Regions from separate parts of the Mus musculus genome. Here regions 1, 3, 4, 5 and 6 are each linked to region 2. A link is a loop called in an ENCODE intact Hi-C map of the cell type or tissue named here. Cell type or tissue: heart. All regions are shown on one strand.

Region 1 (5,000 bases), 49 kb after region 2:
GGTAGAAGGGGGTGGGGAGAGGCAGAGAAAAGTGACTGGGAAACATAGGGGCTATTCCTTAGGTAAGTTCAAAGATGAGGGGAGGTTCCGTGCAAGTAAGAGATGGGTGTGCCTTCTCTTCAGCCTTCTCCGAGGATATGATAGGTCATCGTCTTCAGTGATTCCCGAAAGTTGTCATATGAGGATTGGCCAGGTGTGTAAAAAGCATCTAGTGAGCCAAAGGAAGGTGGAGAGAACGCCCACACAGCTCTGAGCCAGAGGTGAAGATTTTTTTTTTTTTTTTTTTTTTTTTTTTTTGCATTTCTTTTTGGGAATGTCACCAGCTAAGTGGCCCATGCATGCCCCCAGTGGAATCATGCGGTACTACAACTATATATGGGTTCGGTGCACCACTCTAAAAACCAATGTTTATCACACAGTGAAACCTATGTACTATTAATGCGTTCCTGGAAAGAGCTACGTTTGCTTACCTGGGTAGTCCGTGACAGTAAAGGGCATCTAAGGGTGTCGAGTAAGGCCTGTGGAAAAGGTGCGATCCTTGAAGAGCTTTAGACTTGCAAACCCTCCAGGACTTTTGTCAGTTTTGACTGCTCTGTGCTGGCTATTGCTGCCCTCTAGCGACAATATTTTGAAACAAAAACACTCAAACTACGAAGTAATTTTCCTTCAGGTATTTCTTCAGCCTTTCATTTAACAGTTCACTTACACGTTCTTTATGTAAATACATTATGTCCAACTCTGTGTGGCAGTACTCATGAAAATAATAATGAAATACAGTAAGGGAGAAAGTCCAGCTCCATCCCCTAGCTCTTGGAAACAAACCAACTCCCTCTGGGGAAAGATAGCCAGCATGAGATGAAAAGATTTCGACTGTAAAATTCTGCATGGTGATATGGAATCAGGCTTGTCTTACTGAAGAAGGACAGGATGGGACAAAGAAGTCCTGTGAAGGCACTTGTTGTCTCAGGTCTGACAAGTATGGTGGAATAACAGGGCAGAAGTACAGTTTTCTGGGCACAGAAGAGGGGTAGAAGTGTGTGTGTGTGTGTGTGTGTGTGTGAGAGAGAGAGAGAGAGAGAGAGAGAGAGAGAGAGAGAGAGAGAGAGAGAGAGAAGATCTTATCTAATGCTTAGATCTGTATGAGGTACCTAAGCAGCTCTGGAGAGAGACTGTGTGGTCTCAGTAAGAAAGACTATAGACAATTGTGTTTGGAGGTTTATAGGAATATGTATGACCAGGGATTGACCCCAGACTCTGGAGCATACTAGACAAGCACTCTACCACCCCAGAATTGTTTTACTTGCATGAGCTGAAAAGATGCCTGCTACCAGACAGAACATTCCACACGTCAAGAGCAGAGTGGACACTCCTGTCAAATGCACATAGAACGTTCCCCAGAACAGACCATATTCTAAACTATGAGAAAGGCTCCAGTAAGTCTACAGGAGCCCAAGTCATACAAAATATGTTCTCTGACAATGGTAGAGTACATTTTTTAAATAAACTGAAATAAATAAAAACAATAATTTGGAAAACTTTTTTGAGTATATGGAAATAAAGCAATGCAGCCTTAAATAACCAGTGAGCCACGGAAGAAAAAGGTATAGATAACCCGAGTCCTCAAGCCTGGTGGGAAAAGGATGCTCTCAATGGGAAAGTGCTAGAAATAAGTCCCAGGTTGAAAAGGAAGAGACTACTATTCCAACCTAATTGTCTGGGCAAGGCAAACTTCACCTCTTGATCAAGAGGGTGTGCTTAGAAGAGAGAACACACAAACACAGGAAGTGCATTTGGCTTGTATTCTAACTCAGGTGGTAACTGGGTCTGTTCCCCAGTCTGGAGTCCAGCCTCACAGCCTTAATTAAGGGAACTGGCACACAGGAAATATTGAAAGCTGAAAGGGGTCAGGGTTAGAAGAAGAAAGAAGTCACTGCTACAGGATATCAAATTCCTGGAATACAGCAATGGACCTTTGTGTAAACAAAGGGATTACTGGGTAGGTGGAAAATTAAAACATTTGCATAAAAGTCTGACAATTGGGGAGAGATAAAAAAGATTTCAACTTCTGTCCTAAACAGAAGTTTTCCAGCATTTGATAGAAAAGTCTCACATTTGATTTTTCTTATAGGGCCCACGTAAATGTACTACGGCTATAGCTCATGAATATTCATTTCACTGTTTACATTTACAGACCTATAAGTCAATACGCTAAAGGATGAGAATGGCCTGGCAAGACGGCTGCACAAGTAAAGGAGCTTGCAACCAAGTCAGACAACCTGAGTTTCGTTTCTTCCTCAGAGCTCACATGGTGGAAAAAGAGGAGAGACACTGCAAGTTGTCTTCTGACCTTGACACCTGCACTATGGCGTGAGTACGCTGCCCCCTAAAAGATAAATGTGTTTTACAAAAGACAAGAGATTCAGCAATTATGAGATTTTGATGATTTTGCAAAAGACCTGGGTTTCGTTCTCTCTTTCTACCATGTGGGGTCTGGGAATCCTGGTTGTCAGGCTTGGTGGCAAATAACTCCCTTACCCTCTGGGCCATCTCTCATTAGAATAGCAATTCTCTCAAGGTGGTTCGGGTAATCAACATTTTCTAGACAAAGATTCCCATTTTTGAGAGTTGACATGTTTCCCTCCTTGGATAACAAGGCAGCCGTGATGAAAATCTTTGCAAGAAAAGGGAATAAGGAAGCTTTATAACATTTCATTTCCAACAATAAGGTGGCTGGTGCTAATTTATAAGCAACACTAGAGTTTTGGAATCCTTTCTGTAAATTCAATCCACTGCAAATTCACTTTTTAAAAAAATTACGAGCATCGCTAAAGAGAGTGTATAACGTTTCCGGAGGATATCGACTCATTTCATGAGTTTTAGTTCATAGAATTACTAAGTTTCCTAAGTACAGACTAACCATAACAAAAATGGCTGCCGCGGTTCCAGAAAGCAACCCACTGCACCCGAAATTCCATTCCCTGATCGCAGTAATACTTCGAGATCTGGCTTTGTTTATTGACGTCACTTCCGATGCGCCGTAGCGGAGCGAGTTTAGCTCTTCCGGTTGTAGTGGAAGATTTGCAGGGAGAGAGCAGCCGGAGAATCTCGCTGATGGACGGCGACGGGGTACAAACACTAGCGACATGGAGAGAGAGTGTGAGGAGTCTGTAGTTGTCGCAGTTGTGACTGAGCCCCGGTTCACGCAGAGATACCGAGACTACCTGGAGGAGCAGAAACTCTTGGACAGGCTGCACCGGGTGGCGAAGCTGCGGGATGGCGCGGTGGCTCTGCCGGTGCTGGCGGAAAGCCTTTCTGAGCAGCATCTGCAGGAGCTGAGGGATCGCGTGGCCCCAGGCAGCACTTGTGTGCTGACGCGGCTCCCGGATCCTCTTCCTTCCAAAAAGGCCCGGGTTCGTTCACCTGCTCAGATACTGTGTCTGGAGGTGAGGCGTTGGGTGGAGGACCGCGGAGTGACGTGGTCCGCTGAGTTGGAGGCAGATTTGCCCCGGTCTTGGCAACGGCATGGTGACCTAATGCTGCTTAGTGAAGACTGCTTCCAAGCCACGCTGTGGAAAGGTCTGGAGCCAGAACTCTGGGAGACTGTTGCCTCGGCCCTGGGAGTTCAACGTTTGGCAAAACGAGGGCGGGTGCTACCTGATGGGACTCGAACTCCGTCAGTGACTCTGCTGCTGGGTGACCATGGCTGGGTAGAGCATATGGATAATGGCATCCGGTATAAGTTTGATGTGACACAGTGCATGTTCTCCTTTGGAAACATCACCGAGAAACTTCGAGTGGCGTCTCTGTCCTGTGCTGGAGAGGTGCTGGTGGATCTCTACGCAGGGATTGGTTATTTTACATTGCCCTTCCTAGTTCATGCTGGCGCTGCCTTCGTACATGCCTGTGAATGGAATCCTCATGCTGTAGTTGCTTTAAGAAACAACTTGGAGATCAATGGAGTGGCAGACCGGTGCCAAATACATTTTGGGGACAACAGGAAACTGAAGCTCTCAGACATTGCAGATAGGGTGAACCTCGGGCTCATTCCCAGTTCTAAAGAAGGCTGGCCCGTTGCCTGCCAAGTGCTTCGGAAGGACGTTGGGGGTATTCTGCATATCCACCAAAATGTGGAGTCTTTCTCAGGAAAGACTCCACAGCCACCTGGAAGCAATAACGTGGAAAAAGAGCACTGGCCTCGTCCCCAGAAAATCACCACTGATACACAGGGAAATGGAACTACTGAGAATTTCAGGGGGGAAATATCATCGGCCAACAAACCAGAGTGGTGGAGATGGGCAGAATCTGCAGAAACTCAGATCGCCTCTCTTCTTCATCAAGTGCATGGGAAACCATGGAGGACACGAATCTTGCATGTCCACCCAGTGAAATCTTACGCCCCTCACGTGGATCACATAGTCCTAGATCTAGAATGCCGGCCCCTGACCTCTAGTTGGCCAGAAGGAGTAGATTTACTGACACAGTAATTGCCAGATGAGTGCCTCATCGAGGGCTGTGTTCTCACCCTTCTGTTTTCTGGTGACCTTTTAAAGTGATCTGTGGTCTGAAAATGAACTCTAGATCGATCCAAAGTTGTCTTCTGTTGATCACATTGAGAATGTATTAAAGTATCAGAGGAAACCAATGTGACTCATTAAAATAGGTTTCACCTGTGCAGACATGAATTCTGCATTTTTTACCTTAGCTTTCAGTGATATGGCCTTAATATTCATTTGGTCTTGGATTTATTTGCATATAGAGCCTCCTTGAATTGGATCGTGTGGCTTTTTTTTCTAGTAAGTCATACAGACATTATTACATGAAATACAGTATTGGTCCCACAGAGTACTAGCTACATTATGTGAAATCAACTGGTAAGCCAAGATCAAAATAGGGAAACCAGTGTCCATTTCTACAGATGTTTTGTAGTTTGCAGGTACAAAGTGACAGTGGTTTGCACTAAAGTGGTAGCCATGGGGTCTTGGAAAATAATAGGTTGGAGA
Region 2 (5,000 bases):
TGCAGTAGCATGCTCACACACAAATAAGTGATGAAAGTATTAGAAGAAGAAGAAAAACAAGAATGCTGAAAAGGGTAAAGAAAACATGAGAGGTTTTCATTTAAAACAAACCAAGAAACCCACTGATTTTAGAATAGTATGTATGAGGGACAAGAATTCCCAGGGCAGTGAGGTCCTTTTACCTTATGTAATTGGTGAACAAGGTAATATACTAAGCAAGTCTAGTTATCCCCTTAACTACGTGATTGGGAATAAAACTTAAGTGGGCACCAAGGCACGCTAAAAACTGACGCAGCAGCACCTCTAAGTGTCACTGACTCGGAAGCTAGCCAGAAGCATCAACAAAGAAAGACAGATGTCCAAACTTTGAAGTGTTTTAGCTTATAAAGGGGAGACATTAAACCGCCAAATTGTTTCCTATAGATTTACCTCTCTTTGTTTTTTCCTGAACAAATACATTTAAATGACCAACGGCTTCCTCAAATAATTTAGATCCTTAAGTTTTATTGATGCTAATGACCTCCATGGACTTGAGGTTTTAGGTCCTTCCAAGGATAGCTAAAACCATCTTAGATTTTAAAACACTGTCTTCATTAGAAAATCTAACACTCCTACCCAATACCCTGCTGGTATGTGCAAAATAGATAAAATTTAGCAAGTCAGGTATTGATATTGTAAAACGTGCATTTCAATAACTGCTATAAAATTATATTCAAAGGATCCTCCAATCTTATACCATGTTGACAATGTAGAATTTCCAAGACCTCGCTTTAGAAAAGGGAAAATGACGTTTACAGCCTCACCTGAGCGACACAAACTGACTTTCTAAGATACGCCTGTCTATATTGTTTTCAAAGAGAACTTTTTCAGAATTTGAGTCTTTTTAAGCCACACATAGACTAAAGGTATGCTAGTTTTCGGTTATGATTTTCTGTAATGTTGTGATTTACTAACTGAATTGATTGGAATACTGCATTTTCCTGAAAAAGTGTTGTGGGTAAGCAATGCCTGAAATTATCCATTACTTTATAGTGGCTCACAATCCCCTAAACTGGGGAGAAAAAAAAAATCAGAGTAGTAAAGGATACAACCAATAAAAAGTCTCTTAAGTTGTAAAGGTAATCTAATATCAGGCAAGAGCTTGCTTTCCTCCCGTGCACAGGCCAAATGCAACCTTTCAAGATGCCTGAAAGCCACGTTCCGAATCAGTGCTGAAGTGTTCTATACTTCAGAACTTACAGAATGTTTACATAATACTTTATATTACCAACTTCAACTATTTAAAAACTTCCTAACACATCCAAATGTCACATAAAGAGTAGCTGTGTTTTTGTGTATACAACAGAATTTACATAGCAAGAAAAAAAAAACTTTAAAGACTGAATCCATTGTAGTCTTTGCATCTTTTCAATGCCTTTTCACATACACTCAAATTCTGACCTACCACATTCCGCACTTGTTTTAAAAATATCCTATCTTAACGTGTCTGTTTAAAAATAGCTTTCCTTTCATCCTTTCCCAATTATTTTTAAGTAGAAGTGTGCTTTTCATTTTCAAGTCACAGATTTCTTAGCCCCAACCACCCAAAAACTCACTTCATTCTTTCAAACTCCAAGGAAACAAACTCTGGAGTTCAATTTGAATCTCCAGACTTCCAGTACACACTCAGTTGCTGGCTCGATACAATCTTTCCTTGGGCCATTTCACAACCAAATGTGAGAAGCAATATAACAAACCAAGAGCATCTTGGGAGGGGACATCCACACACCTTCAAGAAAGTTTCCGGCTGCCTGCCCAGTTCCTGGCACTTTCTTAGACCAGGCAGGGCATGCCACCTGCATGGGTACACGGTCTCAGGAAGACACCAAAGGCTTAGGGAATGGAGGGCTGGAGAGAGGAGGCACAGGACAAACCAAAACACAACCCTGAGAGGCAGCTGACATTTCAGGATGAAGCTCCGAAATTCCACGGCCAGGGAGGCACCAGCCAAGCTCGGCCCTAACTACCTGGCACGATCCGCTCGTGTCCTGTCTTGGGGACACTCGGAAGGTGGAAAGTTTCCCCTTTCGGCCGTGCCAGGAGCGGGGCAGAGTGTGGGGAGGCGACAGGGGTCTGAGAAGTAGGTCTTCCCAGGCGGCCCCACCCGCTTACCTTGTGCGATGGCAATGGACTCGAAGCGGTGCAGCTCTTTGAGCAAGCAGCTCCTCTCCGTGGAGTGCAGGCTGTAGATGAAGTCGCGCGCGCCCTGCGCCGTGTTCAGCGCCTCCATGGGCTCCTTCTTGGGGTGTGTGCCCAGAAGCCGGGGACCGCCGGGAACCCCGAGCGCCAGCAGTCCCCGGCCGCAGCAGCACCAGGACGGCAGGCGGGGCGCGGCGGCAGGGCCGGGCCTCAGGCTGCGCGCCGTCCGGCTCCCCAGCAGCGGCAGCAGCCGGGACATGGCGCTGGAGCGCGACCCCCGCAGCGGTCCCAAGGGAAGACGGCTTCGGGGCGCAGCTGGACAGAGGCTCAGGAGCTGGGCTCAGCCCGGCCCCGCCCCGGGTCCTCCTGACGCGCGGCCCGGGCGCCCGACACCATGCACTCGGCGGGCCCGCGCGGCGACCGCCTCCCAGCCGTGCCCGCTCCGCTTCCCGCAGGCCGTGAGCCCGGGAAAACTTTCTGCGCCGCGGCCGGGCCGGGAGCTCGGAGCGGGCGGGCGGTGCGGGCGGGCGGGCGCCTCCCGGATGAGGAGCGGCGGCGCGGGCGAGCTCGGCGAGCGTGTCTGATCTTCCAGAGGGATGAGTCACCGCGCGCCGCCCTCCTCCGGCGCCGCCCTCCGCCGCCGACCGCTTTCCCACCCTCTGGCCTCACGCCGGCCTCACTCGGTAGGGCTGCTGCGCCCTCAAAGCAACCGCGCCGTGACAATCAGGCCCGAGCCGCAGCCGCCACCCCTAGCGGCGGAGCCCGGGATAGGAGGGCGGGGCGGCAGGGACTGGGCGGGGACTGGGCGGGGCCACGCAGGCGCATAGCCGCTTGGGAGGGAGCTCATCCTGGAGTCTCCACCCACTCCTTTGCGTGGCAAGGAAAGGAAGGGGTGCTTACCCCGTCAGACGGCATCCGCCTGTGTTAAATGCACGGCAGAGAGCAGCAAAATAGAGTTCAGGGCTGGATGCCCGGCGGGGTGGTGCAGCTCCCGCACTGCTCTCCGAAGCACCGTCCTAAATCTGGAGTTCGGACGGCCCTGGAGGAGCAGCCGGATGGATAAGAGCCTCGTGGGGTCACCGCACCCAGCCCAGGCCTGCGGGACATGAAGCACAAAGAGCCGCACCCTTCGCCAAGCCAGAGAGTGCCCACCGAGGCCAGACAGTGCGGCGCTGAAACGCCCTCTCTGGCAGCACCCTGGGGAAGGCGGCAGGGCCGGCTCAACCCGTCCCAAAAAGAGGAGGGTGTGAGGCTGAGACTTAAGATTTGGGGAGGAGAATACTCTTCCCTGACCCGACAGCTGTTTACTTGGAGATTGTCAACTCTGGAGCCAGGGCGAGAATGTCATAAACCTTTATCGAATGGTCTCTGGGGATTTATGTCCCTCTTTTGGTGCCACGCGGAGGAGAGACTCATCCCTCTTGCCCAGATCCTAGATATTTGCAAGGCCAGGGTCAAATGTCACCTCCTTCATGAAACGTTCCCTTCTTTGTAAGGAAGATCACTGCTTTATCTGAACCTATCTGAGGACACTTAGGCACCCTATCTTAGAAAAATAAATCTGCTTAGACGATAAATCTACTCAAGTGTAATCAAGATCCAAATCCCCTCCTTATCGTAACCACTGCTGCAGCTCAGAACCTTGCATGAAGTGAATGTGCTATAAGCACGTAAGACAGCACAGCCAGTCCCACAGCTGTGGTTTTGAACTTGCAAATGCAATGAACCTCAGACCAAAAGTACTTGGAAAAAAAAGATGTATCTGCAGACTTTCTCATTATTCCGTTAATGGAACAGTGTAACAACTATTTCCGTGCACCTACACTGTATTGGTTATTATAAGTAATCCAGAGATGATTTAAAGTATGTCGGAGAGTCCAATCAGCTGTACTTTTATAAACCCTTCAGTTAAAATTAATGTCCTCAAGAGTGAACGGGAGGGGGGACGGGGGGGGGGAGGCTAACTGGGGGGGGGGGGGAGACCCTCCCCTAGAGTGGGTGGCACCTTCTGCCGGGTGGCCTAGAGAAGAAGAGGACTCCTCGAAACTCTGAAATTCCCATATTGCTTCTTTACACTGCCTTCAATTCTTACCAGAGAACGTGTCCACCTTTGTTCCTACTGCTGCCCTCCACTGACACCACTGTTCCCTTCTACAGCCTTCTGAGCTGGAATGACAACCAGAAACCCTTCAGGACTCTTCCAAGTCCCAAGCACCAGATTTGGACTGTGGCCAAATCCAGCTTCATGTACAGTGTGTGTGTGTGTGTTGTGGGAGCGGGGGGGGGGGGGGGGGGGAGGGTCCTGCAAGCTCTACAGCAGCAGGGAAATGAACTACCAGAGCCTCAGCTCAGCCAGCAGTCAGCTGGTGCTGATTCAGACTTCTGGAGTCTGACACCAGACCAGTTTATTTTAGACTTATTTAAATAAAGTACAATTTTGGAAAAGTTTCTTGGTAACAATTATCCCAATCCCACCTGCACAATAAAGCTTAAAGCTACACTGAAACTAATGTGTAAAGTTCATGTGACCTCGACCATGAAGATGGGCTGTTTAGCTTAAGGGCCTAGGATCTGGTGTGCTTTTGGTCATACAGATAGAACAAAGGTTACCAGGTTATGAAGTGCACATGACACCTCCTCTAAGGATGGGTTCTATTGACTGAGAAACAAAGAGAGGTCTAGGGAGAAAGAATCTAGGATAGCCCTATAGATAGCAAAGATCTCCAGGCTATTAACAACATACATTCTCAGCCTTCTTGGTGGAAAACATATACATTTTCTCCACTGAGGAGACAACGCTGTGTGATTAACATTCCTACTTT
Region 3 (5,000 bases), 230 kb before region 2:
GACATATATCTGTGGCTGGGCTCCACTAGATACTCCAATACTATTTTGGATAACTTGCCAGTGGGCTATGAAGCAGAAATGCCTCCCAAGTCATCGGGCACCCACCACCCCCCATCGGCCCTGCTATACCAAGGTATGGTGTGCCCACAGAGCAAAGACAGGCGGGAGGCAGCTCTGATGGGCTTTCGGGTAAACAGCGGTGGGGACAGCATCCGTGAATTTGTGTTTTAGTTGGGACCAGTTCCCTTGCCTTTTTTCAGGACAATTGCCAAGTGTCCTCTCTTCCAAACAGAAAGCAAGGTTTCATTTAGAAATATTACATCTAAACTTTTTTATGCATTTCTGTGAGGAGAGAGAGAGAGGTGAATTTCTTCAAACATGCTGGGCAGCCATAAAAATGAGTTTGCGTTTTAAGCAGAAAGTTTTTTGTGGTGGTATGACTCATGAAATTAAGGTGATTATTTTTTTCCTTTTTATACAGCATTGAGGTTTGAACAGCGTACATACCCCTTTGGTGACCCAGTGCCACTGGTATTGGTGAAGTCGCTTATGTTTTTCTAGCCCAGTTCCTGGCATGGCTGCTTCTTTATAGGAAGACAGCTTATTTTATGGAATTATTTAAATTCATACGGTGACTTTCATCAGTATCGTGTTTACATTTCAGTAACATTTTAATTGCGTCATGAATATTAATACATCACATTTGCATTCTGCTCTGTTTTCAAAACACTTTAACTTTTGTGCTTTTCTTAGCTGCTCAGCTTCACCTTCATGTCTACAGAAGCTGAGTTTTGAGTTGAGCCAAAACTGGGGACAATGCAGAACAACACACACTCAACACCTCCTCTGTTGCACAACAGCCTTTTGGTATCAGCTGATCTTGACTGCCACAGTATCCTAAGCAGGGCCATAGTGAGAGAAGATGGGGTTCTGGAGATGTGTGTACAGTGGCTCAGCTCACAGAGTCTGCAGTCGGTGTGCAATGTTGGGAGAAAATACATAGCCCTCAGTGCCAAGCATTGTGTCGCATATGCGACACATAAGATCTCGTTCTGGGAATTCTTTAGTTCACAGAGGGGGAGAGTACATTTCTGAGACACCCAGAAATTGCACGAGATCACTCATCGGCTGAAGGGTTGAGAAAACCATTTCCAAACACAACTTTCTTATCTGCTTTCCATTAAACCACTGAGAGCTTTTTTATCTTTGGGCAAATAACACCCACATCAAGTTAGCTCCTGTTTCTGTAGATACAAATATCTACGCAGATGCAAAGCTCCAGACATGTTCACCGTTGCAGCCACTCACAACCCAAAGGAGAGGCCTTTCCGGAGCTTTGAGATGCTGTGTAGCTTGTCCTTTTCATGGTTACCTAATGACCTTCTGCTGAGCACTGACATTGGTGGCGTTGGCTGCCTTCCACACCGACTGGTGAATTTTATGCTCCAGAGGAGAGCCATTCAGCAAATAATTACCTTGCGTCTATATATGGAAGGCATGGTGGAAAACCTGGCAGGGGATGTAGAGAGGAGCAAGAGGGGATCCTAGCTTCAAGTGGGACGTGCAGGTGTGGCTTTAATAACCACAGGGGGCAGGAGATGGGGCCCCATGGTGTGAGGAATTAGGCTAGACTACTCTGAGGAACAGTACTTAGTAAGATTCAAGGTTTCTAAAGAAACCCGGAAATGTAGGCTAAGAAAATGGCACCCCCTGGAGTTGTGTAATGCGCTGCTTAGCTGCTTACGTAGCCTCAGTTGGAAGGACTGCTAAAATCTCCGGGTTAGACATCTCAAGGGCAGTTGGTGTGCATTCTCTCAAGGAACGAGACCATCCCAAGTTGGACTGAGAAATCTGCTGAACTCCGTAGTAACACATGGCTGTCTCCCAGCTGACTCCTGTTGGCGGCGTGTACCTGTAGCATCTGCTGAGCACTGCTTTGTTTACAGCTGTCATCTTAAGGGACGTTCCTGTCAGCAGAGCCCAGCCTGTCAACATCAGAGTTAATTGGTGTCTATGGAGACACGGAGGGCTGTAGAACTGCGCCTCCAAGAATTACTTCTCTCGTTCCACTGGCTTGCCTGGAGTTTGCAGAGCCTTGCCCTGGAAGAACTGGTGTGGACTTAATTGGGCAATGTGGGCAGCTTGGGCTTCCTAATTGGCTGCAGGATTAGCTTGGGGATTGAAAAGGTTGCTACATTCTTAGGCTCCACGCTGGTTCTCATGTAAGCCAGACAGCGGCATGGGGTAGGGAGAGAGAGAAATGTTCAGGTCTCATAACAGTCAATTAAGGAATTACCTTTGACATCCTGCCTTCCCTGTCCCTCCACACCTTCTCTGTCAGAGTTGTTTGCCACCATCTACCTAGGGCAGCAGTCTTTCCCATACCTCATTTGAATCCCTCTCCAGTGTGTGCTGATCTGGCCCTTCAAACTTTCACCTACAGGGGGCACTGTTGTCTGCTTGCATCCAGCCCTTACATCTCTTCTGTCCATTGAGAACTTGACCCACAATTTTATCCTCTGATTGTCTGTTCCTACACACACACACACACACACACACACACACACACACACACGGCCTGTTGTACTTTCTAATGCTCCATGTGCATCTCCAAGGTTCTGAGGTCATGTGCCTTCTACTGTTTCTGACCATTACTCCCACACAAAGTAGTCAACAGTTCTTCTTCCAAATGACCTGACATGACTGATTTTTAAACATTGACTAATCTTATATACTTGCTACAGCCACTTAAGGCTTGCATCCCTGCCCATCCTGTGCTGCCACCTTGAAAGTCTCTGCTCAAAGGACAGGGCCACTGCCCTAGAATTAGCTCCCTTGTACTCGAATGCGCTTTGGTGACTCTGAACTGTTCTCTTGAGAGGGTCTAATCTTACTTCACAGGAACAACTTGTTATGATTTCATGTTATTCTGCTTTTCTCTTCCCCACCATATATTAGACCCTTGAGATCCTGCTGTTTTGCTATGTACACTTCTAACACGCTACTTCTAATTGCTTATGCGAGCTGCCTGACATTTCTCCTATCCCACTGTGATGAGTCCCAGGTTGCTTCCAGCTGCTCCATGGGCAACACTATAACACTCAACAGGAACAGCATGCCAGCATCTTCATGCAACTTCCCAGTAGCAGGCACTGCCCTCAGCCCGTAGCCTCCTAGAACAGCCTCATGGAGAGTTATTAGCCTTTATTTTACAGATGGCTGTGTTCAAGTTCGTGTGTGAGCATGTGTGGCATATGCCTAGAAGTTGCTGGAGGAGGGGGTTTGATGAAGCTTGGGTGAGGGAACACACATAGGGTGTTTGTGTTCTTCATTTAAGTAAGCAGAGCTATTTCAATAGGTCCACAGGGGTTCCTTCATAGAAGTCCCCACGCCAACACAAAGACATGGGCTGTACTAACATCATCCTTTTCAGAGATGTAGAAATGGGTGGGTCAACAGGCAAAGGGGATAGGGGAATGTGAAAACAAGAGGTGAGCTTGAAGAGCCAGGGGTGGTGAGGTCCATGACCAGCTGAACTGCCGTTCTCTACTGAATGCTGACCTCACCAAACCTCTCTCTTTGTCTTCCGTCTATACAACCTGGGCTCACTCCTGCTCTTTGTCTCCCAGGCCCTTTGGTCAGATCCCTCACAGGCCTTCAGCCACACACCCCACCCATGAGATCTGGCTTCTCTTCCCATCTCTGGTCTTTTCTCAGGGAGCTCCCAAGGACAGGGACTGCCTTAGTTCCATACTATCTACAGTGCCTTAGAGATCAAGACCGAAACTCTACAAAGTAAGCACACAAAATGTCATTGGCTAGCAAAGTAGAAGACAGGGTGAATGGACAGTTCCCTATGTCTATTGAGTTTATTGAAGTAAAAGCTATTTGTGAAGCAGCCTTATACACCGGTGTTTGAGCCTGCATATGCATGTGTGCTCATACACATGAGCCCCTGTACACACACACACACACACACACACTGCTAAACAAGACATTCCTAATGAATCATACTGCTTGTTTAAACTTGCGAAAATATGACATTTTAGTGGGGGAAAGGTGGATTTTAGAATTAGGCAGAAGAAAAATCTGGGATTTGCACATTTGGAAAGTTGTTCCATCCATTTTGGGGTCATTTTCTTCATCTATTTGTGGGGAGATAGTTACATATTTCACATGGTTGTTGTGATGATGATTAAGAAACACAACATGGCAATGTGCGGGGTGTTTCTAAAGTACTTGGCACTAGCGCCTCTCCCCTGTCTCCGCACTTTCACCTGGCCTCGGAGGAGGACAGGGCTGGTCTCACTGTTGTCTGTCTGGGGTACACAGCCACCTGTCACTGGCAGACACACATAAACACATACCAATCCTAAAAGCCTATTAACATTTGCACTTTCTACAATTTCCCCACAGCCCAGCATGTCTTTCAGCTGAGAGCACACATGTACCAAGCCCGGGGCCTCATCGCAGCTGACAGCAATGGACTTTCAGATCCCTTTGCTAAAGTCACATTCCTGTCCCAGTGCCAGACCACAAAGGTAACCAGAGAGCCGCTGCTGCTGCTGCTGCTGCTGCTGCAGCTGCTGCTTGGCAGAGCCTGGGAAAGAAAGATAAGGCTCACCCCACATGCCCCGCCCCGCCCCGCCCCTTCCCTCTGCCACTCCCAATGCACAGTCTTGCAGACTCAGAAGCCAATCTGGGTCAAGAAGGACAGGCAGGAGAGGTCTATTGGTTTCCTCGAGCCACTGTGCTAAAGCAGATGGACAAGACTTAACGCTAAGACAAGGGCCGAAAAGACTGAGGAGCCTGGAGCACCCCAAGCGCCTGCAGGGGTGCCAACACCGAGAGTACAGAGGGAATGAGAAATGAGAAGCCAGCATAGACAATGTTCCTGAGACTGGAGTCTGTCATCACCTCAGGGGGACCTACTGGGGAGGAAGGGTCTAGCTTTCCAATCAGGGAGTTATACCTCACCGCACAGCAGCGAGGCTGCTTTG
Region 4 (5,000 bases), 66 kb after region 2:
AGCCAGGGTACACTAGTAAATTTCCTTCTGACAGCCTAGTCTATTTTTTTCCTTTGCCTGACAAGGCTTGACTGATGGATATCCAGAGAGAAGCTAACATAAGTTTTATACACCCTACTTTTAAAGTACCAGAACTTGGGAGGCAAACACAGGTGGGTGTATAGAAAGCATTTGAGGCCAGCCTGATCTATGTAGCTAGTTCCAAGCTGACTTGAGACCCAGATTTTAAGAAAAAAAAAAAAAAAAAAGCTACTAAGAAGCATTTGAATAATTAATGACAGACAAAAGGCTTTTGACTCATTAATGAGTGTTATCTTTGAACACAGGTATTCTGTGTATATTGCTTGTGTGTCAGTGTGAATATTGTCATAACAGACAAGATAGATGCGTATTAGTTTGTACTTTCAGATCATATTTTATTCTCTATTTTTGAATGGTAATAATACAATTCTCCCCCTCTCTCCTATCACATTTTTACTTTAGTGTTTCTGGACCCTCTTCTCTGTAAGAGCTTCACTCTTTTGACTTTAATTACACTGGGGGCATAATAAGAGAGGGATGAGTAGCTAATTTAATCCCTGAGGTTCCCTATGTAAGATTGTGTCATTCTTTCACTAAGGTTGCCTTCCTCTGGGGACGTTGTCATAGCCACAAGGTTAGTCTCTAGCCATGCAGTTTAGGAAAGTTACCCAGAGTTTCTAGAGTAGATCTGAAAAGGTAACCATCTGGTGGTCTTTTAAAAAATAAAATAAACCAGAGAAAGGTCTTGAGTTAGGATGGTGACAGCGGCTATAGGAAGGATAGGACTCAGTTACAGAATTTGGCTGTGGGTGAAAGAAGCAAAACAAACCGAAGTTTTAAGCTTTAAGATACCATTAGGTTCAAACTCTGGTTTTGATTCTTGTTGGTCTGGGGCATACACAGTCCCACCTGTTAGCACCTTTGTGATCTTGCAATTCGTTTTATCTAAACCAGTCTCAACCTTGATAAAACAGGTAGAGCAAATGCCTATCGTAATAGCTGATATAGAGGCTTTGGTAAAAGAAAACCGGGGCCTACAGTGCCTCGTATACAGATGGAAGAGGGGAAAGTGAGCAAACAAAGCCCAAACCACAAAACTGGGTGGAGGTGCCATCTTCCTGCTCCAAACACCTTCCCCCAAAAGGGTTCTGTTAAAGTCTGATAATTTTATTTACAGACCTCCTCCCTGTGCGGGTGTGGGGTGGAGTGGGAAGGGAGGTCCAACTTCTAGAGTCCTGCTGTAAACTGGCTTGTGCGCTTTGAGCTAGGAGCCCAAGTCAACCAGGCTTCCTGGTTTGCGATTTTGTGTTCCTTAAACCAAAACAGCTAAGTCTACAGTTCAGCCTCTGACCTTACTCTCTTCCTTTGCTGGAGAAGGAACAGAGAAACAACAGCCAGGTCATACCAATTCCACTGATAGGCAAGAAAGAGCGGCGAAAGAATGCGCTCAACTCTGATTAAGGATTTATCCAGGACAAGGATAAATCAAAGACCTCAGAGAGTTCTGGGTTCTTGCTCGTAAGTCAGGCTCCGAAGCCATTAATAAAATGTGCATGACCGTCCACGGGGACAGGGAGGGAGATGTGTAAACAGATGCGAGTGTGTTTTTCTTGGCAACACCTAACAACTCAAGGCCAGTGCCAAGTCTGGCTGGGATCGCCCTGTGCAGCCTCGCAGGTTATTTCCCCTGCCATTCCTCAGGCCTGGCCTCTGGGTGGGGAGAGGCAGGTAGGCAGGGCGGCGTCCTCCAGCTTTTCATCTCCCAAGCAGGACGAGGCGAGTTCAAGGGACACTCACTGGGCTCTACTAGACATTTAACACTGTCGGTGCGCAGTAGCCCAGCATCCCACGCTCGGGGCACGCCAACACCGAGGGGCAGCCACTCACAGGCGCTCGGGCGCTGGGACGCGGCGGGCCGGCGACGCGAGCGCCACCCCGCGGCGAGGCGAGGCGAGGCTAGGCGAGCCGAAGCGGGCGGGGACCATGGCAACGCTCGAGGCTCGCCGGGCCCCGCGTGCTGACGCTGCGCGGCGCGCCGGATTGTGACGCAGGGCCGCGGCGCCGGCTCCGCGTTCTCGAGTGACCGCGGGCGCCGCCTCGGGGGCCTCGCAACGGCAGCAACGGCCGAGGCAGGCGGGGTCAAGATGGTGGCTCCGCTGGCGGGGGAGGCGCTGGAGGGAGGAGGAGCCAGACCCTAGCCGGCCGGAAACACCGACGCCCCGAGGCCTCCCGGCAGCCGCTGCCGCCGCCCCCTGCTCCACCGAGGGACGCGAGCGGGCGGCGGGGCGGGCCGGGCCGGGACACAGGACAGGAGGCGGCCGGGGGCGGAGCCACTTTCGTCGGCGCCCGCCCCGGCCGCGGCCCCGGGCCTCCCCCGCGCCGCCCTGCCTGGCCCGGCCCGCCCAGCCCCGGTGTGGCAGCGGCTCATGGCGGCGGTGGGGCCCCCGCAGCAGCAGGTGCGGATGGCCCAGCAGCAGGTCTGGGCGGCGCTCGAAGTGGCGCTCCGGGTGCCCTGCCTCTACATCATCGACGCCATCTTCAACTCCTACTACGATTCCAGCCAAAGCCGGTTCTGCATCGGGCTTCAGATCTTTCTCCGGCTCCTTGGTAAGGACGGCGTAGGGCTAGCCCGCTGGCCGAGGCGTGCCCTCTCCCAGGCCGACGGGAACGGCAGGGCACTGGTGGCACGCGGCTTGGGGAACCACGGTCTGGTTCCCCAGAGGGCCTTTTGGCGGGGGTGCGGGGACCCGTGGTACTCGTGCCAGCGTTGACAGCTGAGTGGTGCTGGCGGGTCTGTGCCCTGCTCGGTTGGCACCTGGATGGGCGAGGAGAAAGCACGGCTGTGTGAGCATGCGGCTGTCTGTCTGCTGTTTCTCTTGGGGAATGACTGCTGGCTTCCAGCGTCCTATGCGACAGCCCTGGAAAAACAGCTCTCCGGGTCTCGCCGTGTGTGACCTTGGACTTGAGCCAGAGCTTGAGCCCCCTGTCTACCCATTTCACAGTGCAGAATACGTTGTCACTTCTGTGTCTTGGAGTCCACCGGATCGTGAAGTACTTGAGGTAAATGGCCACTCAAGCCATGAATGTCAGTCCTTGAAACCATTTCCAAAAGTCACCGCGAGGAAGGTTATACTTACAACGAACCCCTAAACTCTTTCTATGAGTAAATAATAAGGTGTTGGATGTGACTATGAAAGCTTACCATCCCAGGGTGATGAGACATCTGTGGGAGACTAGAAAGATCAGTCTTCATTTCATATGGATTGAGTGCTAAAAGTATTTTATATTTCACTTTCTATTTCTCTCTGTGCTACATACCAGAAGTGAGAAACACATAAAGAGATCTTTTCCAGATAATTACAGCTTGGCAGGTTTTGTTGATGAGATCATTACGATGAGTTTTTAGGTGGGTTCTTGCTATTGAAAGGTTGGGGGTGCGGGTACCTGGTAGTGAGGTCCTGACCAAGACCTTGAGAAGTGCGAGCGCCTCTGCTGCCTTATTCTCCCAGAAAAGGAGCGTCAATAAAGAAGCAGTTTTGTTCTTGGCAGTAACTCTTCTACATTTGTCTGCTAGAAAGCATTCTCACAGGTTTTACCTAATCCGTCGGTCACTCCTCAAAGGTGGATCGTGTTATTTAGACTTTACAGGTGAGGAAATGAGGTTGGAGAAGTTAGGTGTTTGGTTTCTGGTGCACAGCTGGTGTTTGCCAGAGCGTTAGAAAGGCTTCTGGTGTTCAGGGATGGTTCCCTTTTGTTCTTCCTCAGTGTGCGGAGATGCAGTACCCAGCGCTGTGACCCCGCAGTGCTCACCTTAAAGTTAACAAGAAAGAAAAAGTGGTGGTGATACTCTTCAAGCACAGGGCTTAGTGTCATCTACTGGGGATACAAGTTAGTCGTTCTGCTCTTCTTTATTAAAGCCACTTCCACCATTCTCTGTGTTCGAGAGGAGTCTGCATAGTCATCTCAGAGATAGTACATACAGCCACTGCCTTGAATGTCTTCATGGCATAATAACCGCAGATTCTGGCAACTTTGGGGGGACCTGAGGATTTAATGCATTTCCTGTTGGAGTACTCGACACTAGGTAGATTTATAGAAAGGAGTTTTCTTAAGTCACTTACGGTAAAAACATTTAAGAAAGTCAGTGTTCCCCCGCCCACTCCTTATACTTTATTTCTTCACAGAAGTTTTGTATTTGAGAATTTCAGGAAGAGCTCCATTTCACGAGTCTGTAGTTTTGTTTTCTCTACCTTTATAAAAACAATGATGGTATTGTCAACATAAAAACACAACTCATCTCAAATGGGATAAGAGATAGCTTATTCTGAAACCAAATCTGATTGACTGTGGCCCATGAACACTGATTGACGTTACCCCAAATTCCATGTTCAACATGGTAACAGTTTGATAAAAGTTTTATAACACAACACTTTAAAAACCATTAGTGGAATGTTAAGTAGGTAGGTGAAAGCAAAGCTGAAAGGTTCTTGTTATAGACCCAGGATGCTGTCTGTAGAAGAAGGTACTCTAGAGCTCTGGCTGTTGGGAACTAAGGCTTTAAGTTAGTATATTCCAAAAGGTTTGTATGTTAGTCACTGGATGTTAGATCTCTCTGACTTGGGCTAAAGATGGTCCAAGGTAGATTGTAATTAGGCTCTGCACCTGCAGCCTTCCACCTCCAGAGTCAGTGAGCTTCCACGCACTCAGCCTGCGGAGGTTACATTTTGAAGGTGCAGCTTCTCTAAGGAAGTTCACAGCATCTTTTTCATGGAGGTTATAGGGCAATAAATGAGTTAGGATAAAAACCCTTTAAAGCATTTGTTCATGTGTTAGCTGTTCCTATGATCACTTTTCAGAAAATATTTTAATGCTCAGTTAAGACTATACGTTGTTATACATATTTCATCCTTTTGAAATCACCAAATATTTATTTGAAAAAAATTATCTCAGAATATTGAGTCAGGTTTTATAAGAAAAAA
Region 5 (5,000 bases), 140 kb before region 2:
ATGGGGTAGGTGCCCTTGGGGGAGTGAAATTACACTAATTTTAGCTCCATTTGCATTTTTAGTACAATAACATTTTCAGCTTGGAGTGTGGAGGAAAGGGAAGCTGTCTGGATTCCATGTCTTAAAAGGGGGCACAGTAGAGCCGAGTCTCCTGCTGTTCATGTCTGAGGCATTCCTGGGAGCTCAGAGAAACCTGTCATGCCCATCTTTCCATTTCTTCCTCATCTGTGGATAAGCCCTACAACCCAAAAGTTTGACTGCCTCTCAAATTTGCTCCACCGTCTGAAGAGCAAATGTTCAAACACATTAGCCCCTGGGAGAGTTTTACATCTAATTCATAACACTTCAAAGGTGATCAATGTGCTAATTGCCTTGCTTTGAGCATCACAGTGCATATGTATATTCAAAAATCATGCCGCATCCCATAAATATATATGCCTATTATTTGTCAATCTAACGTACAATGAAGTCTAAACCAAGGCAAAACTGAGACCCAGAACTTGACTTAGCTCCAGGTCGTCTCCCTCTGAGTTCAGGTGTGTTCGGTGAAGGGACTCTGGATGCTGGGCTTCCTGCCTTCGTGTCTTCACTGTGCACTTTCTTCTGCTCTGAAGCTTCTGCGATAGGTCAGCTGGACCCGAGTCACAGCAGAAGAGTTGGGTGGAGGTAAAGGAAGATCAGGGCTTGCTTAGCCATTGCCTGCATTCCCTGGACCTGGTCTGTGAGTGGGGCTGCACCCAGACACTATTGCCTACGCCAGCAAGATTTTGCTGAAAGGACACTGATATAGCTGTCTCGTGTGAGGCTATGCCAGTGCCTGGCAAATACAGAAGTGGATGCTCACAGTCAGCTATCAGATGGAACACAGGGCCCCCAATGGAGGAGCTAAAGAAAGTACCCCAAGGAGATGAAGGAGTCTGAAACCCTATAGGTGGAACAACAATATGAACTAACCAGTAACCCCCAGAGCTTGTGTCTCTAGCTGCATATGTAAGCAGAAGATGGCCTAGATGGTCATCATTGGGAAGAGAGGCCCCTTGGTCTTGCAAACTTTATATGCCCCAGTACAGGGGAATGCCAGGGTCAAGAAGTGGGAGTGGGTGGGTAGGGGAGCAGGGCGGTGAGAGGGTATAGGGAACTTTCGGGATAGCATTTGAAATGTAAACAAAGAAAATATCTAATAAAAAAAAAAAAACAAAGAAGACATTCTAAGCATGGTGGGACTCCCTCACCACCCTCCTTACTGGGAAAGAGGCCAGAAGGGACCGTACCCATTCTCTGTAATTAGTTTTGCCTCGACCATCCGAATTTGAAACCAGGTAAGGAAATCAATACACAGGGAAAGCTCTTCTTCATTATGGTCATGATCTATACCTGTGCAGGTCCCTTCTAATAGTCTTATAGTCCACCCAGCTGTGCCTTAGAAACACCTGGTCACAAAAGAACCTCCCCCTGAAACCAGCCACAGAAGACAGAAAAGATCTATTTCAAGTGTGTGGCATCCAGCAGGTGCTCAACAAATTACTGCCATAGAACACTATCACACACACACCCCTTCTTCCACCTGGCAGGGGAAGTCCCAGCACACCCTGTTCAAAAAGACATCAGAATCCTTTCCTACAGCGGCTCTGAGGTCAACCCATCTACATTTTCCTAAACCAAATACTAGTCAATTATTCAACATTTTTTAGCGATGCCCACAAGTAAAACCACATGTTCTAGGACTACATACTTTTCAAAAATATCCCAGGGTTGGTACATCCAACGGCTTTGGTGATGTTCCAATGTTAAAATTAAAACAAGAGATTCCATTGCGGGCTTGTAAGCTTCCTTTACTTTCCCCAAAGTGAACACAGTTGTTCTGCAGATCTGTGTGAAAAGTCTAAAAACACAAATCGAAAGTTAGATTGGAAAATCCCCACTGAAAATCAGTTCATACTAGTTCTTTGGTAAAAATACAGAGTTAGCTGGCTAATTCTGCTCTGCCACCCCTTGACTTGGCAAAGAGTGATTTAGACTATTTCCTGTCAACCCACCAAATCGAAAAGCATGTGTCTTCCAGGAAAGCCGAGACAACTAATTACCCAGACTGTGTCTGCATCTATGCCTGTTCGTGTGGTGCGCGTGTGTCCTACCCCTCTGTGACGTTGTGGGCGGTGAGGTTTCCCTGCACAAAGAGCTGAATGTTTTGTTTTGTTCCTGGAACAAAACAAGTCATGGAACCATGACTGCTGTCAATCCCATTGTAATTTGGCTGACTCCCATGGAAAACAACACCTCTCTACACGGGAGGTAGCTTTGGGACTTCAGGGAGCCCTGCAGAGCTGATGACTTCTGCATACCCACCCTTAAGAGCTCCTTTGTGTTATTTGTCTAAAATGCCCACAATATTGTTAGTTCTAGCCTTCCATCCCCTCGTTGAACTCCAGGAGCCCCTCCTGCATCTCCTTTTGACACCCAGAGACTCTCTACCCTCTGTTGATCTCGTGTCCTGCCCAAGGGTTCAGATTGCCAGCATTACATGAGTTCACCCAGGGGACTCCTGTGGAGGAGTTCTGTCTTGACTCTAACTGTAAGTCCAGGAGAAGAAAGGAGACTGCTAAGGGATTGCCACACACAGAGGACTTCACTAAAGCACCACAGAGCCTTTGTGCTCTGAGAGATGAGTGCCAACTCAATGAGATCCGAGCTCCATCATTACATGCCTCCAGGGCCACCCAGGAAAATGTGATCACATGACCACAACCTCCTTCCTGCTGCTGTCACTGAACTGTCACAATGGACAGTGAGGGTTCCCACACACCATTTGCTGGCCACATCAGGTGTCCAGGTGTGGTGAGACAAGGAGAGGCACTTCTCAGCTTCTCCACCTGTGGCCAGTACACCCTGAAGCTTCACAGCCCTGGAACTTGGCATTGTTTTTTCTGGAGGAGAGGTGATCAACTCCACCTCACTCTCCAAACCAGAAGTTCCCAGGGAGAGCTTTCAACTTTGGGGTCTAGATCAGTGGCCGGCTGATATTGCTGGACCCTCGTCTGGTTCTCAGACAGCACTTTCATGGCTAGAACCCAGCTGTAAGAGGAAAATGTGATACAGAGATGGAAAGAAAGTAGAGGCAGGTACCCAGACGGGAAGCTGGAGGAGTTGAAAGGGGACCACCCCGGGATGAGAGGGACTTTCGGAAGGGAGGTATATTTTAGAGGATTTAAAGACTTCTGCCCACTGCCTGGTTCAATCCTATCACTCCTCTGGCCTCCTCTTCAAGGGGCTTCAGAAAGTCTAACAGATTCCACCAAGAGTTCTGATATGGTGTCCTACTGTGTTTGCCACTACTATAATCAAGTAGCACACTTATCAGTTTATAAAGGATAGGTGTTTATTTGGCTCATGGTTCTGAAGAATGGGGAATTCAAGATCAGATACTAGGAAGGACTCTTTGTGGGATGCAAGGTGGCAGAGGGCATCACATGCCAAGACAGAATGGCCTGGTTTAAGTCTCTTCTTCTTCTTCTTCTTCTTTTTTTTTTTTTTTTTTTTTTTTTTGGTTTTTCGAGACAGGGTTTCTCTGTATAGCCCTGGCTGTCCTGAAACTCACTTTGTAGACCAGGCTGGCCTCAAACTCAGAAATCCACCTGCCTCTGCCTCCCGAGTGCTGCGATTAAAGGTGTGTGCCACCACGCCTGGCCAAGTCTCTTCTCTTCTTAACCTTAGGTCCCTCCCCAGAGGTCCTACATCCAAATGCTGTGGTTAAATTGAGCCTTTGAACTCTTGGCATCCACAGTGAGGATTATAGTTTTTAATGTGAGTCTTATTTTCTTATTACATTTTATTTATGTGTCAGAGAGAGAGAGGGGGAGAGAGGGATGGAGAGGGGGAGGGGAGGGGGAGGGGAGGGGGAGGGGAGAGGGAGGGGAGGGTATGAACCTGTCACATCACATGGGTGGAAACTAAAGTACAGCTTGTGTGAGTCTTTCCACCATGTGGATCCCAGGGATTGAATGCAGATTGTCAGGCTCAGCAGCAAGCACCTTTACCCATTAAGACATCTCACCAGCCTCAGTTTTTGGTGGGGACCTTCAGACCGTGGTTGGTTGGTTGGTTGGTTGGTTGTTGTTGTTGTTGTAAATATTGCCCGGCTGAAGCCAGCCTTAAACCCAGAGCACACGCTTGATGGAACTGGAGATTTTTCCTCTCTGAATGATATACCGTTACAATCACCATTTTTCAGCTTAAGAGGCTGAGGCTCTAGGAAGGATTTACTCAGGTCACACAGCAGGTGGTAAGGCCAGGATCTGAGCCCAGCCAGACAAAATACCAAGACACATGATAACCCCAACACACAATCCACTCTGCCTTCACCCTGGGTCATCACCAGGACTACCGAATCCCTGGGCCTCTCTACAGCTCTGAAAACAGTCAGACTTTTTCAATGGCTTTAAGGGACAGAGGGGACTTGGTAGCTTTCAAGTACCATATAATGATGGTGGAAACAAAAGCGAGGATAAAATGTCTGAAACCGGAATCAAGAGCTAACCTGAATATCTTCAGCTGTGCCCGGCCGCCTTGATCTGCCCTCTAACATGAGGTAAATGAATATGGACTTGTAAAAGATAAACTAGCATGTGACTGTTTCTGTCCACACAGCCCAGAGCATAACAACACGGAGGGAAAATCACCACACGGAACAGTCCTGGCCTAGTGTGCTGGTGCTGGAAGAATGCACTGCTTCTCAGAGTCCCAGCCAAACCAAGTTCTTGTTGGCTAAAGAGAGCAGAAAACCCCACACTTGTGTGTCTCAGAACCCCAAAGACTTCCCTCCCTCATTGACTAAACAAGAAGCCAACAGGAGGACCACTGTGAAACCAGGAAGTTGCCTGGGACTTGCGCTCTTTTGAAATAACTGGTCTCCAGAGGCAATTTCGATCCTGGCTCATAGTCAAAAATGCTGGGCTTTAACTTTTTTAATATCCGATTTAAATTGTACTTTCTTCAATGCCTGA
Region 6 (5,000 bases), 51 kb before region 2:
CACGTGCACCCACACATACGTGTGCACACACATGCTCTTGTACACATACACACACACTCACACACATACACAAAGGAGGACTCGGTGGTGGGAAGAACAGTTTCTTCAGAAGGAGTGGGGATGAGAGAAAATGATGAGGGATTTTCACATGGCTGAAATTCATTCCATGGATATGAAACTGGAAAAGAAACACTTTTTTAAGCAGTTCAAGAGCTTGGCTGATCTGAGGAGCTGTGATGGTTCTCTGAGTGACTGGGAGGTGAGGAACAGGGGCTGGGGAGTCTGGGGGGGACAGCAAGGACCTGTCTCACAGTGCAAACTCACTTTTCTTCCTTAAGGAAGGAGGAAACATCAAGTTTCTATCATTAAGATGCATGAACAAATTTCTCAACTCTACTACGTCTTGATTCATTTTTTTTTTTTCTCTTCCTGATCCCATTTCCAAGTCCCAAGCAGATACTAAAAATAGCTGACTTGATGAGCCTGCTCCATTTCTGCTGCCGAGTCTGCCTCTTCAACTGTGATTCGAGTACGGGTTGTGATTGAGTTTAGTCAGTTAATTTCAATCAAACCAGAGAGGCACACGCGCGCACACACACACACACACACACACACACACACACACTCCATTCTTAGTCTTCAGAAGTGTTATCATAACTGATTTTTTTAAATCTACTGTCAAGTCAATGTGTTTAGTTATCTGCCACTAGATAATGAAACATCCCAGACTTGATGACCTAAGAGAGCCATTTGCATTTCCTCCGTGACAGTCTCACTTATCTGGACAAGGCTTCTGCCAGGCTTGGTGGCTGCTGGGCTGGACTGTTTTCCTTCAACTAACCACTAGCTGATGCCCTGTGGGGGCTTGGGACAGGGCTCAGGTTCAGAATCTGGGAGGGAAGGGCCTTTTACAGACCTCTTCATAAGAGTCCTCCAGCCACATAGTTACCTTTATAGCTTATTACTGACATAGTCATTCCTGACCTGAGGAGGGGCGGAGGGAGACTTACCTGGGCCTCACACATGCTTGATGGACAACTACCAATAAACTACACCCCCAACCTTTCTTTTCATTTTTTGTTTCCAGACAGGGTATCACTAAGTTCCTAGGTAGGCACTACCTTCCTGCCTCTGCCTGTGAGAAACTGGCCTGGCAGTAGTTGTCTTTTTGAGTAGCAGCTAAGGGTTCTCAAAGGAATAGCACAGAAACTCCCAGTGTTTCCTAAGGCCCTGAGCTGGCATGCGGCTCCTTCTGCTGCACTCCCCCAGGGAAGCGGATCATCTGGGAACCCAGCTTTCTGACTCTCCAGGAGAAGAACACACAGAGGCAGGCATGCTTGTGGGGTCATCAATAAACCAAGCTGTAGTGGTAGCTGGCTCTCGGGCCTCTAATGGCTCCCGGCTCTCCACATATAAAATGTCCTTAGCCTCTAGAGACCTGGAAGAGTGGGGTCCTTTTCTGCAAAGGTCTCTGGTTCAAGGTTTAGACCTTGGCATCTAATCAGGTCCTGATGTAGACGGGATATCTAGGGATTTGTAGCAAGAAACTGTTTCTCCCTGTGCAGCAGCAGCAGGGCAGCAGAAGATGAGCCTAGACACTCCCGCCCAGAAGGAGCGCTGGGGCTGAGGCACTAGTTTAGTATGGAAAGTCCTTGCCTCATAGCAAGCAGAAGAACCCTGAGTTCAATTCTGGAAATCCACATAAAACTGACAGGTGTGATGGCACATGCTTAAATTCCCAGAGCTGGGAAGATGGAGAAGGTTTACTGGTCGTCTGTCATAACACCTACTTGGCAGGTTCCAGGCCAATGAGAGATCCTGTCTCAAAAAGAATGGGAAGAGATTGTGAAGAATTACATCCTAGATTGCCCTTGTGTGTGTGTGTGTGTGTGTGCATGCGCGTGCGTGGAAGACACACACACACACACACACCATGCAGTGGATGCTGGTAGACAGCCATTTTGAAATCCAGCCTGGTACATGTCACCCTTTCCGTCTGCCTTAGGGACAGCTGTGGTCTCTGAGGGAGGTTCTCTACCATTCCTGGCACTGGCTTCCAAGTATCCCTTCTTTAGGAAGACAAATAGCCTATTTCTATAACCAAATACCCTGGTCCCTGCCTTTTGAGCCTACAGACTTCTTTACATTTTTAATTGTTTCCCCTTTTAGTCCAAGTCTGGTTCCTTGTCGTTTCTGTTGTCTGTAGTGCCAGTGGGTGTTCAAGGGTCTTACGTGTGCCAGGCACGGGCTCTGCCACAGAGCTACGTCCTTAACACGCTTCACATTTTCGTTTTCAGACAGGGTCTCGCTAAGTTGACCCTGCTGGTTCCATCTCTCTCTGTAGCCCAGACCTTGAACCTGTGATCTTTCTTCAGCCTCCCAAGAAGCTAAATATTACAGGCTTGTGCCACCAGGCAGTTTTGCTGATACAGTTTTTGCTCCTGTGGGACTCGTTACACACTCGTGAGGCTCCATTCCACTAAAAAAGAACAGACGGGCTTCATTTGCAGTGAGCCTCTCCATACGCAGGATGTTAGCTCTGTGGGAGGACGTCCTTATATTCTTGGATGCAAGTTTGTCTAGAGGCTCTGCCGAGATCCACTGGGATCTTAACAAAGTGTCTCACAACCCTGACTTGATGTTAACTCAGAAGCAATCCCACTGTCCTTAACACACACACACACACACACACACACACACACACACACACACACACACACACAGGCCCCTGAGCATATTTGGGAACTCTACTCTGCAGACTGGAATGACAGGCAGTTTTGTCCACTAAAACAGTAAGCTCTGAGTTGGACAGTTTTTCTGCTCTGCTGCGTTCATTCTCCATCCTCTCCTCTGCGTCTTATTTTATGTAGCTAAAAGCAGCCTGTTAGCACTTGACATATTCTGATTCTGCCTGGGAACAGCTTCTTAGGTCCCCAAGTTCGTTGGACATCTTTTCTGTCTTCCACTCTAAACACAGTGCCAAACATCCAACAACTACATGCCATAGATTGTGTCTCTTCATTCCAAAGCCAAGAGTATGTGTTTTATGTTTTTATTATAGCACTAGCTTATATCCAACGCCTGACTTCTGTTTCACTTAACTATTTCTTTTTAACAAATTCAATGATATAAAATGATATGTGTGTGCATATGTGTGTATGTGCATGTGGGTGTGCGTGCACGCGCTCGCACACTTGTGTGTCCTCCATAATTTTGAAATCTGGGGTAGGACTCAGTTGAGTCCTGCTGGTCTTGCCCTGGTTGACAAAGGAGCAGAATCGGGCTCATACTTAGAGAATCAACAATTGTTTCATCAATGACCCACAAAAACATAAGCTCCAAGATATTCTTTCCTCTCAACCATTCTGAGCAATCTAGTTTCACAAAGGAAAGATGTTTCTGAAAGATTTATTTCATAACTGAAGACCTCTGTTCTCTCCTATGGGTATATTAAGTCCTATTGTGAATTTAATATGGTTGCCTCTATGAAAAGACCATTGTTCTGCAATGTCTCGCTGAGAAATAAATCTGAGACAAGTTATTTGCAGCCGGGTGAAATGGTTCAGCTGGGACCGAACAGCCAGGCCACAGAAGACCTGCAATGTTGTTCTCAACATTACTCCAAAGACACCACAGTAGTTCCTAGGACTTTATCAGCTTTTTGGGAGATGTCAGGAAATACTGGGGGCACCCAAATCATCACACTTCAAGTGCAGCTGTGCAAGGGTCACAAGTGCAGCTGTGCAAGGGACACAAGTGCAGCTGTGCAAGGGTCACAAGTGCAGCTGTGCATGGGTCACAAGTGCAGCTGTGTGCAAGGGTCACAAGTGCAGCTGTGTAAGGGTCACAAGTGCAGCTGTGTGCAAGGGTCACAAGTGCAGCTGTGCAAGGGTCACAAGCCAGCTGTGCAAGGGTCACAAGTCAGCTGTGCAAGGGTCACAAGTGCAGCTGTGCAAGGGTCACAAGTGCAGCTGTGCAAGGGTCACAAGTGTAGCTGTGCAAGGGACACAAGTGCAGCTGTGCAAGGGACACAAGTGCAGCTGTGTGCAAGGGTCACAAGTGCAGCTGTGTGCAAGGGTCACAAGTGCAGCTGTGTGCAAGGGTCACAATGACACCAATAACTTTAAAAGTGTGTTTGATCTGGCTCCTTTGGATGACACTTGACTTTCAGCAAAGATTTCACCAAATCTCAGTTGGATGGACTGAGATTTCAGTACAATGGAATCATACGACAAGTCCCTAAAGAGGTAGGACATGGAATGGTTTTACTCCTTGTTCTTCTCCTTAAAACTATCAGCCATATTTTTTTCCAAACATTTACTATCAAATTGAAAGGAAAAGAAGGTGTCTAAGAGTTACTACTCCCATGGACCAGGTACCTAGTGCCTGTTCTATACCATATACCAAATGTGGCCACTCTCCATGGGCCACACACTTAACCAGGCTCACAGCCCTGTGAGAGGTATGCAGTTTTACAAGAGAGGCTTCCCTAGAACTTGGAAAGCTTGGTCTCGCATACAAGTTTTACACCTACAGACCAGCCTAGAACCATATGACAAAAGACAAGTACTATTAGCATGTTTTCAGAAAGCCTCCTATGGAACAGAATGGTGCCAGGTCTCCTAGCAACAATGACTCCCATCCTAGACTGAGAGGAAGACTCTGAAGACCACTGAAGACTGATCAATGGTATACAATCTGACTATGACTAATGGGTCTGTAATTCTCTATAGACAGGTGTGGTGGTTTGAATGAGAACAGCTCGCACAGGCTCACACAGTGCATGCTTTTCCCCCAGTTGAAGACCTGGTTAGGAAATCTGGGAGTCACAGCCTTGTTAGGGGAGGTGTGTTGCTGGGAGTGGGTTCTCAGGTTTCAACTCCTCCTCTTTCTCTTTCTGCCTGCTACCCTCAGATCAAGATCTAAAGCTCTAAGCTACTGCCCCAGTGCCATGCCAGACTGCCTGCCTGTCACCATGTTCCTTGTCGTACTATCCATAG

What was found. A loop is a pair of places that touch in the nucleus more often than their neighbours do. Peaks named below come from ENCODE experiments on the same cell type or tissue, not always from the same donor. Only the 100,000 strongest peaks of a DNase experiment are listed, where the experiment ranks them.
Region 1: it touches region 2 in a loop (4-fold over the local background); 16 of 42 quality-filtered maps call a loop at or near these places.
Region 3: it touches region 2 in a loop (4-fold over the local background); 10 of 42 quality-filtered maps call a loop at or near these places.
Region 4: it touches region 2 in a loop (2.8-fold over the local background); 9 of 42 quality-filtered maps call a loop at or near these places.
Region 5: a loop joins it to region 2, with 2.1 times the contacts of the local background. A loop is called at or near these places in 4 of 42 quality-filtered maps.
Region 6: it touches region 2 in a loop (2.1-fold over the local background); 6 of 42 quality-filtered maps call a loop at or near these places.

Annotation. Positions count from the first base shown.
Region 1 is chr15:58,869,612-58,874,611 of GRCm38, forward strand. Trmt12 (tRNA methyltranferase 12) reads left to right here and starts at 3,038. Exons shown (of 1, transcript NM_026642.2): 1 at 3,038-5,000. The coding sequence starts at 3,144. The coding sequence ends at 4,484. In heart, a CTCF peak has its summit at 558; DNase peaks (open chromatin) are centred at 340 and 3,030; H3K4me3 peaks cover 2,277 bases; H3K27ac peaks cover 1,553 bases.
Region 2 is chr15:58,820,692-58,825,691 of GRCm38, forward strand. Tmem65 (transmembrane protein 65) reads right to left here and starts at 2,736. Exons shown (of 7, transcript NM_175212.4): 1 at 2,152-2,736. The coding sequence starts at 2,437. In heart, a CTCF peak has its summit at 2,928; a DNase peak (open chromatin) is centred at 2,940; H3K4me3 peaks cover 3,132 bases; H3K27ac peaks cover 2,962 bases.
Region 3 is chr15:58,590,435-58,595,434 of GRCm38, forward strand. It overlaps Fer1l6 (fer-1-like 6 (C. elegans)), which reads left to right. Exons shown (of 41, transcript NM_001370912.1): 19 at 1-133; 20 at 4,417-4,541. All of the region lies in intron 2 of Gm36451 (a long non-coding RNA gene), which reads right to left. Among named protein-coding and RNA genes, the nearest start is that of Gm36451, 4.1 kb to the right of the region's middle. In heart, a CTCF peak has its summit at 2,423 (motif pointing right); DNase peaks (open chromatin) are centred at 2,427 and 4,527; H3K4me3 peaks cover 614 bases; H3K27ac peaks cover 1,554 bases.
Region 4 is chr15:58,886,867-58,891,866 of GRCm38, forward strand. Rnf139 (ring finger protein 139) reads left to right here and starts at 2,363. Exons shown (of 2, transcript NM_175226.4): 1 at 2,363-2,628. The coding sequence starts at 2,448. It also overlaps a transcript of Tatdn1 not described here. In heart, a CTCF peak has its summit at 1,966; DNase peaks (open chromatin) are centred at 1,275 and 2,185; H3K4me3 peaks cover 3,115 bases; H3K27ac peaks cover 2,689 bases.
Region 5 is chr15:58,683,109-58,688,108 of GRCm38, forward strand. No RefSeq gene overlaps it. Among named protein-coding and RNA genes, the nearest start is that of Gm41329, 74 kb to the right of the region's middle. In heart, no CTCF peak of the experiment used is centred here; DNase peaks (open chromatin) are centred at 2,173 and 4,753.
Region 6 is chr15:58,769,751-58,774,750 of GRCm38, forward strand. No RefSeq gene overlaps it. Among named protein-coding and RNA genes, the nearest start is that of Gm41329, 12 kb to the left of the region's middle. In heart, no CTCF peak of the experiment used is centred here; no DNase peak of the experiment used is centred here; H3K4me3 peaks cover 287 bases; H3K27ac peaks cover 705 bases; H3K27me3 peaks cover 40 bases.